Linked DNA regions of Homo sapiens: region 2 is linked to region 1. A link is an interaction called in ENCODE POLR2A ChIA-PET data of the cell type or tissue named here. Cell type or tissue: B cell. All regions are shown on one strand. Links, peaks and the distances in the headings refer to the core of each region. The heading gives the core; the rest is flanking DNA.

Region 1 (11,904 bases), core at 5,177-7,676:
CAGTAGAGTTTCTTATATATTGTAGCTATTAATCCTAAGGCAGTTATAAATGTTTCAGATGTCTTCTTCTGTCCCTCATCTACCTGCTAACTTTGTTTGTGGTGTCCTTTATTCAGCAGAAATCTTTTGTTTTAATTTAGACATTTCCTTTGGTTTTTCCATTTATAAAGATTTGTGCTTTTTGATGTCTTACTTAAGAAATCTTTTCTGGGCCAGGCGTGGTGGCTCATGACTGTAATCCCAGCACTTTGGGAGGCCAAGGTGGAAGGATTGCTTGAAGCCAGGAGTTCGAGACCAGCCTGGGCAACATAGCAAGACTCCATCTCTATGTAAAAAAAAAAGGCATTATCCTGTATTTTCTTCTAATTAGGTTTATATGTGTCTCAAATTTACATCTCCAGTTTGATTTTTTCTCTGATCTCTAAATTTGTATACTCACTGTCTACCTGATAGCCCCACCTAAATATCTAACAGATATCTCAAACTTAGCATTGCTAAAACTTATTTTATCCCTTCCTCATTAAAAAAAAAAAATCTGTTCCTCTCCCAATCTTTATTCATCTAAGTACACTTGTCCCTTGGTATCTCTGGGGGATTGGTTCCACGAGCAGCCCTCCACAATGGATACTGATATAGGTTAGCTGTGTGTCCCCACTCAAATCTCATCTTGAATTGTAATCCCTGAGTGTTAAGGGAGGAACCTGATGGCAAGTGACTGGATTATGGGGGCGGTTTCTTCCATGCTGTTCTTGTGACAGTGAATGAATTCTCACAAGATCTGATGGTTTTATAAATGGTGCTTTTTTCCTGCGCTCTCACACACCTCTGTCTCCTGCCACCATGTGAGACAGTCCATGCTTGCTTCCCCTTCACGATGATTGTGAGTTTCCTGAGGCCTCCCCTACCTTGTGGAACTGCGAGTCAATTAAAACCCTTTCCTTTATAAATTACCCAGTCTCATGTAGTATCTTTATAGCAGTGTGAAAACGGATTAATACAGATACCAAAATCCACAGATGCTTAAGTTCCTTATATAGTGACACTGTATTTGCATATAACCTACACACATCCTCCCTCGTACTTTAATCTCTTGAATACTTATAATAGTTAATACAATGTAAATGCTATGTAAATTGTTGTTATACTGTATTATTTAGGGAATAAACAAGAAAAAAAAAGTCTGTACATGTTCAGTATAGATGCAACCAGCCTTTTTTTCCCCCTAAATATACATATAGGTACATACTTCTTGAGATGGAGTTTTACTCTCTTGCCCAGGCTAGAGTGCAGTGGTGGGATCTCTGCTCACTGCAACCTCCGCCTCCCAGGTTCAAGCAATTCTCATGCCTTAGTCTGCTGATTAGCTGGGATTACAGGCACATGCCACCACGCCCAGCTAATTTTGTATTTTTAGTAGAGACGGAGTTTCACCATGTTGGCCAGGCTGGTCTCGAACTCGTGACCTCAAGTGATCTCCCTGCCTTGGCCTCCCAAAGTGCTGGGATTACAGAAGTGAGCCATGGCACCTGGCTTTTTTCCTAAATATTTTTGATCCATGGATATGGAACCTGTGGGTACAGAGGGCCGACTGTAAATGGTGCTGCCTTCCACCCTGTTGCTCAAGCCAAAAACCCCGGAGTCATCTTTGCTTCTTTTTCATGCTCTGTGTGTGCAATCTATCAGCAAGTTCTATACATTCTGACTCCAGAAAATTTCTGGAATCTGTCCTGGGCACTTTATGGCCTCCTGCTGCTACTCTAACCCGTGTCACCTGTCTTCGTATAGCCATTATTACTCTGCTTTGCAGAGTTTATTTGTTGCATTTATTCATTAAAGACTCTCACCTCAGCTTTATAGCTAGTTTTGCAAGATAGAGCACTAGGTCTGGCTAGCCATATGCTGCCAGATGGAGGAGCTGAGTTTTTTTCCTATGTTCTGCTCCTTGGCTTCACTAGTGGCTGCTGGAGGCATCACTGTGCACAGATGCTTGGGGCAAAGGATCTTGCCAACCTCGATGCAGGTCACTGGAACAGCTGATAATGTCCGTGGTTTATAACCTGATGTAGATCCAGAGATGTCATTGAAAGATTTTTGCCTGCCAGCAGGTCTGAGTCTGAAGACCATGCCCAGGCTGGGGTGGCGCTATCATAGCTCACTGCAGCCTCCGATTCCTGTGTTCAAGCTGTCCTCCAGGGTAGCAGGAACTATAGGCACACACCACTACACCCAGCTAACTTTTCAATTTTTTTGTAGAGATGGAGTTCCACATCTGTCGGTCAGACTGGTCTGAAACTTCTGGCCTCAAGCGATCCTCCTATCTCAACCCCCCAAAGTGCTGGGATTACAGGTGTGAGCCACTGCGCCCAGCCAGACTTTTTTGTTAAATGTACCTTAAAGCAATGCTTTCTTCTTTTTTTTCCCATCACAAATTTAATTATTTATAAAAATATCTAATGGAAAGAAACTGGATTAGCAAGCCAGACAGATACTTGTCCTGGCTAAGTGTGATACTGGGCAAGTTGTTGACTTCCTTCTTCAGATGCCTGTGATATATACCCCATGTTTATTCTAATTTCTTAAAGATATGAGAACCTAGCTCTAACATAAGCATGAAATGCCTATTCCTGAGGCATTGATCACATTGTCATTGTTCCAGGTTCCTCTCTGTGCTCCCTGAAATCCCCATTAGCGTAATTCCCCACCATCCCCTTGTGCGGAGTCCACTGCCCCACTGTGCTGCTGCCCTCGACTGTTGTGAGGCCGGCTGAGTTTCAGTAACAGGGACTCGGTGATTAAATTTCTTTTTCTTTTTCTTTTTCTTTTTTTTTTTTTTTTTTTTTTTTTGAGACGGAGTCTCGCTCTGTCCCCCAAGCTGGAGTGCAGTGGAGCAATCTCGCTCGGCTCACTGCAACCTCTGCCTCCCAGGTTCAAGTGATTCTTGTGCCTCAGCCTCCCTAGTAGCTGGGACCTACAGGTGCCTGCCACTACACCTGGCTAGGTGATGAAATTTCTTCAGCTTTCTCTGGCCCTCCCTACTTCTAGGATCCAAATGACACGCTACGTATCGTTGCCATTTCTGATTTGGATGTACAAATATAGGGACAGATGGGTTTGTGTTTGTTTTTGATGTATTTTTTTTTCTCTCTTAATCTGGCTGTAAAAGCATTTCCAATGGCTTATAGTTTAGTATGTGTTCCCAAAGTGGGAGCAGCCTGTACATATGGAAGTCCAGTTGGGTAGGGCTCCCTGTACCCTGGCGCCAGGGCGTTGTTCTGACCGATGGTGCCCCCTGATGGCCAGTGTAGAAACTTGGTCACGGTGTCATCTTTTTCTCACTATCACTGGGGATTCCCTTCACTCCCCAGCAATTACTCACTTTTATTCTGTCTTGAATCTTAGATAATTATGCCGGAGATAATCCTTCTTATCTCCTCTTTGGGTTTCTTGTTTCTTCCTTATTTATTGCTCTCTTACCTCAAAAATATCTTATTTCAGCCAAGTGCAGTGGCTCACGCCTGTAATCCCAGCATTTTGGGAGGCTGAGGTAGGTGGATCACCTGAGGTCAGGAGTTCGAGACCAGCCTGGCCATCATGGTGAAACCCTGTCTCTACTAAAAATACAAAAATTAGCCAGGTGTGGTGCTACTCCAGCTACTTGGGAGTCTGAGGCAGGAGGATGGCTTGAACCCGGGATGTGGAGGTTGCAGTGAGCTGAGGTCACATCGCTGCACTCCAGCCTGGGCAATAGAGATAGACTCCATCTCAAAAAAAAAAATCTTATTTCTTCTCACCACTCATTCTTTTCATTATATTTTGAACTAAAAGCTTGTCCTGGTAATGGCTAAAGAGTACTTAGTGGTGTGTCCATATCAAAAAGAAAGGAAGCCCTTGATTTTGAAGAGAAATTAGAAGCCACGCTAAGGACTCATGGTTGCCATCTTCACGAGCTCTGAGATAGGTAAGGCACGCCCTTCAGAATCTTTATGGGTTTTTGTTAGCTCCTCAGCTTTCTCCAACTAAAATTGCTTTGGCTTAAGCTTTAGAACTCAAGATAAATGAAAGTTCTTCATTTTAACTTTAGTTGATAAATTACTAGTATTACAGAGCGATTTTCTGTGTGGAAAACATGCCAGCACTGTCACCCAGACACACTGTGCACAGGTTCAGCATGTACCATGGCTGCCTGAGGCCTGCCCTCATCCCTGCTGGCCTCCTCTCCTGCGCTTTTTTTTTTTTTTTGAGACAGAGCCTTGCTCTGTCACCCAGGCTAGAGTGCAGTGGTGCAATCTCAACTCAGTGCAACCTCCACCTCCTGGGTTCAAGCAATTCTTCTGTCTCAGCCTCCCGAGTAGCTGGGATTACAGGTGCCTACCACCATGCCTGGCTAATTTTTGTATTTTTAGTAGAGACGGGGTTTCACCATGTTGGCCAGGCTGGTCTCGAACTCCTGACCTCAAGTGATCCACCCCACTTGGCCTCCCAAAGTGCTGGGATTACAGGCGTGAGCCACTACACCCAGCCTCCTGCGCTCCTCTTAACGTGGTTTCAGATTCTGCCCACGTGCCTTCCAGACTAGCTTCTGAAACACTGTCCACCTGTCAGTTGAATTATTGAGCTACTGATTTGTCTGTGACTTTTAGCTCATAATTGGACTGTCGTAAATGACGTAGATACGTAAGTACGTCCTACGGGTTATGTGGCTATGCTGCTGAGACCTCACACTCAACCCTCCAGCACTAATTCACTCTCTTTCAAAATTGTGCTGTTGCTTTCAGTGTTTGGGGAGCCCAGGAGAGGAATGTGAAACAGGACTGCCCAATCCCGCTAACACACACACACACACACACACACGCCAAGAATGTGAAACAGGACTGCCCAATCCCACTGTCACACACACACACACACACACACACACACACCAAAAACCAAAACAAACCAAAATATTCCTGAGTGCAGGAGTTATGATTTAACAAAACCTTCATATCCTCTAACATCCCCACTCCAGAGAACACCCTACTTAGAATAAAAAGCTAGGAGTGATGAGCACCATGGCTTTCAGTCTTTATGGAGCTGTGATAGCCCATCATTATTTGATTTATTCTCCTATCTTTTCCAGAGCGGATGTAGTCTTTGAATAGAATTGCATAATTTTAGGGTTTTAAGCACCCTCAGTAATCGTGCAGTTTAGTTTCCCATCTCATGCCTTCCAAAAAACTTCATACAAGTTGACCCTCATCTAGCCTTGGCCCGAGTGCTTCCACTGAACAAGAATTCAGCAGTTTTTTAAGCAGGCCCATTCCATTGTATGGACTGCCCGAATTATTAATAAGTTCTCTATGTTCGGCTAAAACTTAACTCATGGGAATTTCCACCCTAAGTCCTGATTTAACCATTTGTAGAAATGAATGACTCAGTTTTTTCACTCCCACAGAAGTGGTCTTCAGCTATTGGAGGACAGTGCCCGGCCTCCGTAGGCTCTCCAGCCTCAGCATTGCCCACTTTTCTCTTGGCTTGTTGGGCTTTTTTCTTCTTGATTTTTGGGGATTTTTGAAAATAGCCCTATGTCTTGGATATGAGTCACAAATTGCCCCCCCCCCCACCATTTCGTCATTTGTCTCCAAGCTCTGTTTACATTGGTGTTTGCCGTGCAGAAGTTTTTCTTTAATGTAATAAAATGTAGCCATCTTTTTTAAAATGACCTCTGGACTTCATGTGTTTGGAGTTTATTCATACTTAGAAAGGCCTTGTCCACTTGAGGCTGTTTAAAAAATACCCATATTTTCTGCTAGTACTTAAATGGATTTGTGTGAGTGTGTGTGTTTGTGTTTGTGTGTGTGTGTGTGTACTTAAATCTTTTATGCATCTAGAATTTATTTTAAGATAAGATGTGAGGTAGGGGTTCAAATTAATTTTTTTCCAGCTAGCTGTCTAGTTACTCCAACATTATTGAATTACTCATTTTTTCCTGTTTTGAAATGCCATTATATTAAATTCATGACACACTTTTGGATTTATTCCTAGAGTGTTTCATATGTTTTATTTCCAAGCAAACCACCACACACATCTTATACCTTCATTACTGAAATTTTTAACCTAAATGTAAAACTTGTTATGTGCTTACCTGGCATCCAGCCGGTCAGGATGGTCTGACTCTGCTCCTTCCTGCCTCAGCAGCCTCCTCTTTTGTGCCACCTGCAGGTTAATAAGCATCTCTTATGTCATTATCCAGGCCATTGACCAAGGGGTGACAATAATATTGGCCATTGTAGGGCTGTCCTTTGGACTCCAGTGGAGAGCCATTACTCACTGTTTCCTATTTTAGAAATGCAGCATGATAGGTTAAAAAGTGCTTAGGGTTTTGGTTTCAGTTGCAGAACTAAATTTGAGCATCCCTTCTATTCATTGTTTCTCAGACTTTAATGTGAACAGGAATAACCTGAGAATCTTGTTAAAATGCAAATTCTTTTTTTATTTTTAGTAGAGACGGGGTTTCACCATGTTGGCCAGGCTGGTCTTGAACTCCTGACCTCAGGTGATCCACCTGCCTTGGGCTTCTAGAATGCTGGTATTACAGACATGAGCCACAGCACCCAGCATAAAATGCAAATTCTGATTCAGTAGGTCTGGGGTAGGCCAAGATTTTGCCCCGTTTATTTATTTATTTATTTATTTATTGGACAGTATCACACTCTGTCACTCAGGCTAGAGTGCAGTGGCCTGATCATGGCTCACTGCAGCCTCAAACTCATGGACTGAAGTGATGCTCCTGCCTCAGCCTTCTTAGTAGATAGGACTGTAGACTTCTGCCACCATGCCCAGGTAATTAAAAAAAATTTTTTTACAGAGATGGGAGTCTTGCCATATTACCTGGGCTGGTATTGAAATCCTGTCCCCAAGCAACCACCCAAAGTGGGATTACAGGGTGAGCTATGGTGCCCAGACGGCTTTTGCATTTTTAATAAGTCCCCAGGCCATGCTGATGCTGATGGTCCATGGACTACCCTATACTTTGCAGGACCAAGACTAGAGTGAGTCAAGTGACATGCCCCACGAAGTGTGTGAGGAGGCACTTACTGTCTTGGCACTTGCACAAACCTGAGAGCAAGCACTTCTTTAAGTTTTGTACCCTGGGTCCCTTGCTTGCCTCACCCTAATCCCAGCCCTGATATTGTGTTTCTTATTATTGTTAGGCTTACTGCTGATGAAGCTACTAAATAGGACTCTTGAGAGGTGAGCTCTTGCTGTCTGCACTTTTTTTTTTTTTCGAGACAAAGTCTTGCTCTGTCGCCCAAGCTGGAGTGCAGTGGCGCGATCTTGGCTCACTGCAACCTCCGCCTCCCGGGTTCAAGTGATTCTCCTGCCTCAGCCTCCCGAGTAGCTGGGACTACAGACATGCGCCACCACGCCCAGCTAATTTTTGTATTTTTAGTAGAGACAGGGTTTCACCATGTTGGCCAGGATGGTCTCGATATCTTGACCTCATGATCCGCCCGCCTCAGCCTCCCAAAGTGCTGGGATTACAGGTGTGAGCCACTGTGCCTGGCCGCTGTCTGTATTTTTAAACAGGTTCCCCAGGCGACCCTTAGGCACACCAAAGTTTGAGAACCACTGAAAAAGAGAAGTTCTGACTTTTAGGATTAATTTACAGCCTGTTATGAAACCAGTGCTTGCAACCTGAAAACATCATGCTACTGTTTACCTTTAGTTTTCATGATGTGCTTGAGATAGTGGTGGCTAAGCCCGAAATATATAAATTTTTAATTTTCATGTTTGTGGGTACATAGTGGGTGTATATATTTATGGGTTGCATTTGTTTTGATACAGGCAGGCAATGCATAATAATCACATGAGGGTAAGTGGGGTGTCCAACTCAAGCATTTATCCTTTGTGTTACAGACAATCCAGTTATACTTTTTAGTTACTTTAAAATGTATAATTAAATTATTTTGTACTATAGTCACCCTGTTGTGCTAGCAAATATTAGGTCTTATTCATGCTTTGTAACTTTTTTTTTTAATCCATTAGCCCTCCCCACTTCCCTCCCATCCACCCCCCTAACCCCACCACTACCCTTCCCAGCCTGTGGTAACCATCCTTCTACTCTTTGTCTCCATGAGTTTAATTGTATTAATTTTTAGCTCTCACAAGTAAGTGAGAACATGTGAAGTTTGTCTTGCTGTGCCTGGCTTATTTTATTTAACATAATGATCTAGTTCCATCCATGTTTCATCCATCCATCCAAAGGATCACATTCTTTTTTGTGGCCAAATAGTACTCCATTGTATATATATGTACTGCATTTATTTATCCATTCATCTGTTGATAGACACTTGCTTTCAAATCTTGCCTACTGTGAATAGTGCTGCAGTAAACATGGGAATGCAGAGACCTCTTTTCTATACTGATTTCCTTTATTTGGGGTATATACCTAGCAATGGGATTGCTGGATTGTAAGGTAGCTCTGTTTTTATTTTTGGAGGAACCTCCAAACTGTTCTCCATAGTGGTTGTAAAGTTGCAAATATTGACAGTAGTTACTCAAGTGGTGCCAAACTACAGGAGAAGGCCTACTTGTATTTGGCAAAACCAACCTTTACCCACGTACTGAATCTGATAACGTGGCTTTTGCTCAAAATCCAACTCTGATGTGGTAAAAACCTTAATTGAAAGTGGACCATAGCTCAGTGCTTCTCAAACTCTAATGCGGGTAAGAATGTTCTGGGTGTCTCGTTAAAATGCAGATTCTGATTCAGCTGGCCTGGGGTGGGACCTATAAGTCTGCATTTCTGACAAGCTTTTAGAGGGTGCTGAAGCTTTAGCTCTACAGCTGTGCTTGCAAACCGAGGAGATTTTTGACTGAGCTCTAGTTCGGAACTTTTTCCTAACATATGAGAGTTTTGGTTAGGAATGTTTGGAGAAGTTATTCATGGATTTTACTTCAGCAGACAGGGAAAGATGCTTTGTATCCGCGTGACCTGCCTTGCTCACAAAAGCCAGTGATGGATTCCCAACCGTGGACCTCCCAGACTCAGGCATGACTTGTAACTTGTACTCTGCCGTCACGGTGCATGGCTGAGAGAGGGATGCCCACTGGGTAGAACACTTTGTTTCGTTTTTTTAAATGTGTGAATAGGCAATACATTTACAAGGTTCAAAATTCAAAAGATATAGAAGGAGATACACAGCGAGTAGTGTCCTCCCCTTAATTCCCCATCTGCTCAGTTCCCAATTTTCCTCACCCCTCCAACCCTGCCAAATTAGTAAAAGTACTTTATTAGTTTCTTGTGCATCTTTCCAACTATTTTTATGTAATACAAGCAAACATAAATTTATTTATATATAATTATATATAGTGTCTCTTTCTCACCTTAAAACAAATTAATGTTAACATACTATGGACATTGTTCTGCACCTTGATTTTGTTTTTTCATGAAAAAATTAATCTTGGAGATCTTTCCACATGTCCACATGAAGAGCTTTTTTTGGTTTTCTTTCTTATTGGTATCTTATTGTATGGATCTACCATACATATCGTGGTATCTTATTGTATGGTTCTACCATAATTTAACTAGAAACTTATTTACTGATGGACTTCAGATTGTTTCCAATTTCTTGCTGTTAAAATGCAAAGAATAAATTCACATTTGTATATTTTATGTACATTACACATTTTGTTTTCTTTTATTCAGCAATGTTCTATTTTATGAAGTCTTAAAATTTTATGTATCTTGAACTTTTTGTATGTTTAATGAAATATTACTTTTATATCTTTAAGTTCTCCTTTGATGAGTTTGGAATGCTTTTTCACATTCCTAATGTTATTAACACAGAACAGATTAAATATATTTATATGCATTTTTCCTTTTTTTTCCCCAGAGACAGGGTCTCGCCGTGTGGCCCAGGCTAGAGTGCAGTGGTGCAATGAAAGCTCATTGTAGGCCAGGCACTGTTGCTTACCCCTGTAATCCCAGCAGTTTCAGATACCAAGGCGGGCGGATCACCTGAGATCAGGAGTTTGAGGCCAGCCTGACCAACATGGTAGAACCCCATCTCTACTAAAAATATAAAAATTAGGCGGGCATGGTGGTGGGTGCCTGTAGTCCTGGCCACTCAGGTAGCTGAGGCAGGAGAATCACTTGAACCCAGGAGGCGGAGGCTACAGTGAGCCGAGATCACACCACTGTACTCTAGCCTGGGCAACAGAATGAGACTCCATCTCAAAAAAAAAAAAAAAATGCTCATTGTAACCTCAGACTTCTGGGCTCCAGTGATCCTGGTGCCTCAGCCTCCTACGTAATGGGCCCTACAGGTATGTGCCACCACACCTAGCTATTTTTTGTTGTTTTTTGTAGAGATGCAGTTGTTTTTTGTTTGTTTTGTTTTGTTTTTTGAGACGGAATCTCACTTTGTCACCCAGAATGGAGTGCAGTGGCACATCTCAGCTCACGGCAGCCTCTGTCTCCCGGGTTCAAGCGATTCTCCTGCCTCAGCCTCCTGAGTAGCTGGGATTATAGGCGCCCACCACCACACCCAGCTAATTTTTGTATTTTTAGTAGAGACGGGGTTTCACCATTGTTGGCCTCTGGGCTGGTCTCAAACTCCTGACCTCAAGAGATCTGCCTGCCTTAGCCTCCGAAAGTGCTGGGATTACAGGCATGAGTCACCGCTCCCGGCCAGAGATGCAGTTTTGATATGTTGTCCAGGCTGCTCTCCTGGGCTCAACTGATCCTCTTGCCCCGGCTCCCAGAGTGCTGGGATTATGGACATTGTTCTGTACCAATGTGTGCTGGGTGTGCAGTCACTGCCCAGCTGGGCTGCATATATTTTTTCCAAAACCCAGGTAAAATGTGTTCATCGCTTAAGAATCAGCATTTTTTAATTTTAATTTTTATTTTTTTGGGTGAGACAAGGTCTCACACTGTCGCCCAGGCTGGAGTGCAATGCCGCAATCTCGGCTCACTGCAACCGCCACCTGATCCTCACGCCTGATCCTTCTGAGTAGCTGGGACCATGGGCACTTGCCACCACGCCCAGCTAATTTTTTGTATTTTTTAGTAGGGATGGGGTTTCGCCATGGTGCCCAGGCTGGTCTTGAACTCCTGAGCTCAGGCAATCCTCCCACCTTGGCCTCCCAAGGTGCTGGGACTACAGGCGTGAGGCACTGCGTCTGGCTTATCAGCATTTTATTAAAAAAAAAAAAAAAAAAAGAGGAAGGAGATAATTACGTTGAAACCTGATAGTTAGAACTTTCAATTTAAGCTGAATGGGAGTGGGGCTCCTGAAAAAGAAGGTTTGTGACCAGCATGGGCAATGTCTCTACTAAGAGAAAAAAAAAGAGGGAAGAAGGTTCAACCTGCTGCCATTTAACACTGCTTCTCCCAGGAGAGCAGCCCTGTGAGGCTTGGGTTTCTCTGAATGATGTCTTGGGTTTCAACATTGTCCCCTTACTTGTTAGCCACTTTCATGGAAAAAACCCGCAATCCATGAATATTTGTCATCTCGCATGCCATTACTGGTCAAACAAAATGAATCACAAGCTGGGGCTTGAATAGAAATTCCATTATTTACAGACAGGTCAGATTAATCTATCTAGGAGGGACAGTGAAAGAGGCTATTTTTCCTGATGGTACTTTTTAAACTGCAGTAAGGTGGTGCTGTTAATGAAAATGCCAAAGAGAAAGAGTGATTTCCTTCCTAAGCAGTATTAGATTATAGTGTTGTCAGGAGTCTTGCAATTGAATTACCTTTTTGTAATCAATTCCGCCTTATCAGTTAACTCTACTTGTAATGGACTGCTGGCTTCAAGAGACTGAGTCTGGATTATTTAAAACTTCTTGCTGTAAAGGAGACATCACCTGTAGCATCTCCCCTTCCCCAGGTGGAGCATCCCCTGTTGGAGCACTTT
Region 2 (4,318 bases), core at 1-2,500, 250 kb before region 1:
TGAAGCCCCGAGTCTCCTGCCCTCCCTGAACCCACCTGGCCCCCTCAGCTCTGTCCTGTTAGGCCAACTGCCTCCTTGCCAGCCCCACCCCCAGGTTTTTGCCCATCCTCCCAATCTCAATACAGCCTGAATAAACCAAGACAAGACCTCTGGCTTGTGAGCAGACTCTTCTGGTGGATGGGCTGAGCACAGACACCATTCCCTGAGATATGTCTCAGTTCCCAAGGAGCCACTGTACACATCCATCCTTGTACACGGACACCAGGTGCTCAGAGACAGACACAGGCACATCTGCACGCCCCCCACTTGCTCCCCGGAGCGAGGACCAGTCTCCAAACTCAGAGCAACTTTATTGTCAGCGTGGGCGGAGCGTTGGGAGGCACCTCAGTCATGATACAGGCGCAGGAGGCAGCCGCGGAGGGTGCCCATGTAGCGGTCCCAGAGGGCCTGGTGTCTGTAAGAACATGAACAGTGACAGCTGAGTTTTCACAACACTCACCGTGATGGAGGCCCTGCCCTGCGTGCTTTCTACACCTTCATTCATTTTGCCCTTAGAAAATCCTTACAATTCTTCTCATGATGAACCCTAGTTTGTACATGAGGAAACTGAGGCATGGAGAGGTTAAGAAACCTGCCCCAAATCACACAGCTTCTAAGAGGGAGAGCCAGAGCTTTGGTCCAGAGACTTTGGTCCCACCCCCAGGGTAGCAGAATGGGGAACCTTGAGTCTGCAGGAGGCGAGGTCCTGGCAGGTGGCAGGCTGGGGCAAAGCCAAGCTGGACAGGAGGACAGGGCTGCTCACCGGAAGCCATCGAGGGAGTGGACAGACGCTGAATACTGATTCAGGAAGAACCGCACGTCGCTGAGTGGCCAGTGGTCGGAGCGGCAGGGTTCCACAAACTGCGGGCCCAAGAGAATACTTAGCACTTGTATAGGCCAGGGACAGACCAGGTTGGGTGTCAGAGAGCACGACAGCTCACCTTCTCCACGAGGTCCACAAACAGGTCTCTGACATCTTTATTGTGGGTCAGCTTGGCGGCCACGTTCACCAGCCCCCGGGACAGGTTCTGTGGGGCAGGGATCCTTGGAGCTCTGCTTTCTGCCCCAGAAGTTGGCAGCTGAGCACAGAAGCTGGGGGAGGAGGAGCAGGCCCCTCCCCAGATCCATCCACCTCCCTCCATCAACCAAGTCCCCATTGTTTATGAGCTGCTCCCGTCAGCGGCCACCAGAGGGAGCAGCAGTGCCACCTGCCGGCCAATCCCTGGCAGGGGCAGAGCTGCCCGGTAGGGGTGGCGAACTGGAGGCTGAAGATGCCAAGGGTCAGAGGCTGGATGGGACCACAGACCTTGAAGTTGGCTTCCATCTCAGAGAAGACGCCCAGCTTTCCCCGGAGAGCAGTGCACACCAGGCTGCAGAGAGACAGGGTCACGCCTATAGCCACCTGGGCCCCTACTGCAGGCCCCGCCCCATGGGCCCCTACAAGGTCACCTCTTGTGCAGGTCCAGAAGGTCCTTGTCAGCCACTAGCACCTTGAGCTCCTTCAAGTCCTGGAGAAATTCCTTGTCTAAGTCCATGTCCATGTCATCCATCTGTGAGTCTGTGAGGCCATGAAGGGGGTGGGGGTGGGTGATAAAAACCCCTCCTGTGATAGCCTAAGCCTTTCCTCACCCACCACCTTATTTCCCCCCTGGGGACAAAAGAGGAAATGGAGTGTCAGAGAGATGGAGTGACATGCCCCAGGCCACAGAGAGGCAATGGGCCCTTTGTCTGCAGACAAGGTGTGTGTGGGGAAAACATTCTATGGGCAGGGGGAGCCTGGGTGGGGGCCATGAACAGGAGCGGATGCCAGGAACTGAGGGCCTGTGGGAGAAACTACTGGTGGGGAATCAGGTCCTGAGGATGGGGAGGCGTCCAGGCACCTGGGTCAGTGGGGGCCTCACCGACGGCTCCAAGGGTCCAGTTTTGGATCATGAGCTCAGCGCAGAAGGCAAAGTCACCGAAGCTCAGATACTGCAGTTTTTTCTTCCCTGTCTCAAAGCGGTTGTTAGCAAAGAAGACGATGGCTGCATAGTCCCTGCACAGACGAGAGGAGGGTCCTCTTAGGGCTTGAAATTCCTTCTTAGGAAGCAGCTCCCACCTGCAACCTCAGCTGGGTGTCCGAGTTCTGGCCTCTCTCTGCCTCAAGTCACTGTGTGACGTGTCTCAAGTCACTTCTCTATGACCCTTCCCCATCTGTGCGAAGAGAAGGTTCCAGCTCAAGTTTACTAGTGGATACAGTGGGAGACCATAAGGGTAACAGTTACTATCTACTGAGCACTTCCTAAGTGCCAGGGCTGTGCCATGGGCTTTACATATGGTACCTCTCAACAGCCCAGCTGGAAATCGCTGGACTGTGCTTTGAATCCAGGTCAGTCTGGTCCAAAGTACAGACCAAGCTGGGTGCGGTGGCTCAAGCCTGTAATCCCAGCTACTCGGGAGGCTGAGGCAGAATTGCTTGAACCAGGAGGCAGAGGTTGCAGTGAGCCAAGATTGCACCATTGCATTCCAGCCTGGGCAACAAGAGTGAAACTCCGTCTCATTAAAAAAAAAAAAAAAAAAAAAGTACAGACCAAAAGTGGGATAATCATTCCCCCAGCATACTCAGGAGGTCAGAAGGTTTGGGGTAGGGAAGGTGGACGAGCCTCCGGGCCCAGGAAGTAGTGTGCGGGATGGGGAGGTGGCTAGCTCCTCACCTGGCCAACCGGTCAGAGAGGAGGAAGTGTTGCTGAATATTGTCCACCAGGGAGCCCCGCATTTCCTCTACCACCTTGAAGACCCGTTTAAAGTTGTCAAACTGCAGGGCAGTTAGGGTAGAAGAGAGGACTGGTCAGAGTGTACACTGTGTCGCTCACCCAATAAACCACTTATTGAACATCTCTCCCTTCCCCATCCACCTATCCAGTCAGCAGATGCTGATTTAGCATTTGTTATTCCTTCAACCAACTATTAGTTATTAGTACTTGTTATCAAATCAAATGCTTAGCAACTCCTGCTGTATCTTGCCTTGGATAAATGTTTACTCAATCTTATCTCTAAATCCAACCCCATTTTAGCACCATGCTCTCCAGATCTTCACAAGTTTGAGTTGGAAGAGACTTTCCTGGCTAAGCCCTAGAAACTAAAAAATAAAAAACAAATGCTAAGCTATAAACAGAAAGCTCACAGGAGATACAAAAGAAAGGCATCAAAGACCCAGAAGGGTTACTTCTTCCTGGCGTACCAAAAAGGCTTGTGGAGAAGGTGGCATCTCACCTCTTGTCTTGGATTTCAAGGGGTAGATATTGCCAAGAACAGTACCCTCCAGGTAGAAGCAACATGAGTAAAGGAAAGCCTGGGGCTGGAGAAATGTAAGCCTAGAGAGGTCTGCAGGGATGAGATAACAGGACAGTCCATAGGTCAAAGCCAAGGAGTGCAGCTGCTACCCAGGAGGCAGTGGGAGCCAATGAAAGTTTATCAGGGGTCTGATAAAATTTCAGGTCATTCTGAAAGGTCACTCTGGCCATACAGTACAGGATAGCTTGGAAGGCACAACAGGGAGCCAGGCACGGTGGCTCACGCCTGTAATGTCAGCACTTTGGGAGGCCGAGGCGGATGATCACTTGAGGCCAGGAGTTCAAGACAAGCCTGGCCAACATGGTGAAACCCTGTCTCTACTAACAATACAAAAATTAGCTGGGTGTGGGAGCGGGCGCCTGTAATCTCAGCTACTGCAGAGGCTGAGGCACAAGAATTACCTGAACCCAGGAGGCGGAGGTTGCAGTGAGCTGAGGTCGCGCCACTGCACTCCAGCTTGGGCCACAGAGCAAGACTCCATCTCGAAAAAAAAAAAAAAAAAGGAGGGGAAAGGGGAAGGGAGGAGAAGACTAGGTATGAAGCTGCTGCCACAATCAGAGGCTGGAACTGGGCCAGTGGCCAAAGGGAGGGAGTGAAGTGTAGATGGGATGCTGTGTCCGTGTGGATGCAGTGCATACCTGTCTCCGGCAGCTCTTGAGGGTGATGCCTGTTTTGGTGCTGATGTCATCCAGGTCTTTCTTGGTGCCTTTGGACAGCTTCTTGCCCAGCACCTCCCGAACAAAGGCCTCATCAAAGGCATAGTACCTTGTGGAGTCAGAGAACACCATTGACCCTCCATAAAAGACAGGAAAGGGAGTCTGGCGGGGCCTAGCAGGGCCTAGGTCTGACCCCTTCCACTCTCAACTTTCTGATGGCTGGGTAAATCCCATCCCTCCCTGGGCCTGTTTCAGCCGGCAAAATGGGTATACAGTCAGACTGGTTGATG

The links. ChIA-PET counts read pairs that join two places held together with the same protein. Peaks named below come from ENCODE experiments on the same cell type or tissue, not always from the same donor. Only the 100,000 strongest peaks of a DNase experiment are listed, where the experiment ranks them.
Region 2: POLR2A ChIA-PET joins it to region 1 with 6 read pairs; 6 of 35 experiments call an interaction of 5 or more read pairs at or near these places.

Annotation. Positions count from the first base shown.
Region 1 is chr11:66,131,436-66,143,339 of GRCh38, forward strand. The region is part of intron 1 of PACS1 (phosphofurin acidic cluster sorting protein 1); the gene reads left to right. Among named protein-coding and RNA genes, the nearest start is that of PACS1, 67 kb to the left of the region's middle. RefSeq lists silencers at 4,421-4,470, 7,475-7,634. In B cell, for the core only: no CTCF peak of the experiment used is centred there; DNase peaks (open chromatin) are centred at 6,286, 7,014 and 7,634; H3K27ac peaks cover 1,884 bases.
Region 2 is chr11:65,883,590-65,887,907 of GRCh38, forward strand. It overlaps CTSW (cathepsin W), which reads left to right. Exons shown (of 10, transcript NM_001335.4): 10 at 1-152. The coding sequence ends at 29. It overlaps FIBP (FGF1 intracellular binding protein), which reads right to left. Exons shown (of 10, transcript NM_004214.5): 3 at 4,011-4,137; 4 at 2,733-2,833; 5 at 1,941-2,074; 6 at 1,489-1,597; 7 at 1,346-1,409; 8 at 981-1,067; 9 at 803-900; 10 at 151-454. The coding sequence ends at 385. Among named protein-coding and RNA genes, the nearest start is that of FIBP, 2.7 kb to the right of the region's middle. RefSeq lists an enhancer at 1,498-1,557. In B cell, for the core only: CTCF peaks have their summits at 1,251 and 1,454; a DNase peak (open chromatin) is centred at 1,232; H3K27ac peaks cover 423 bases.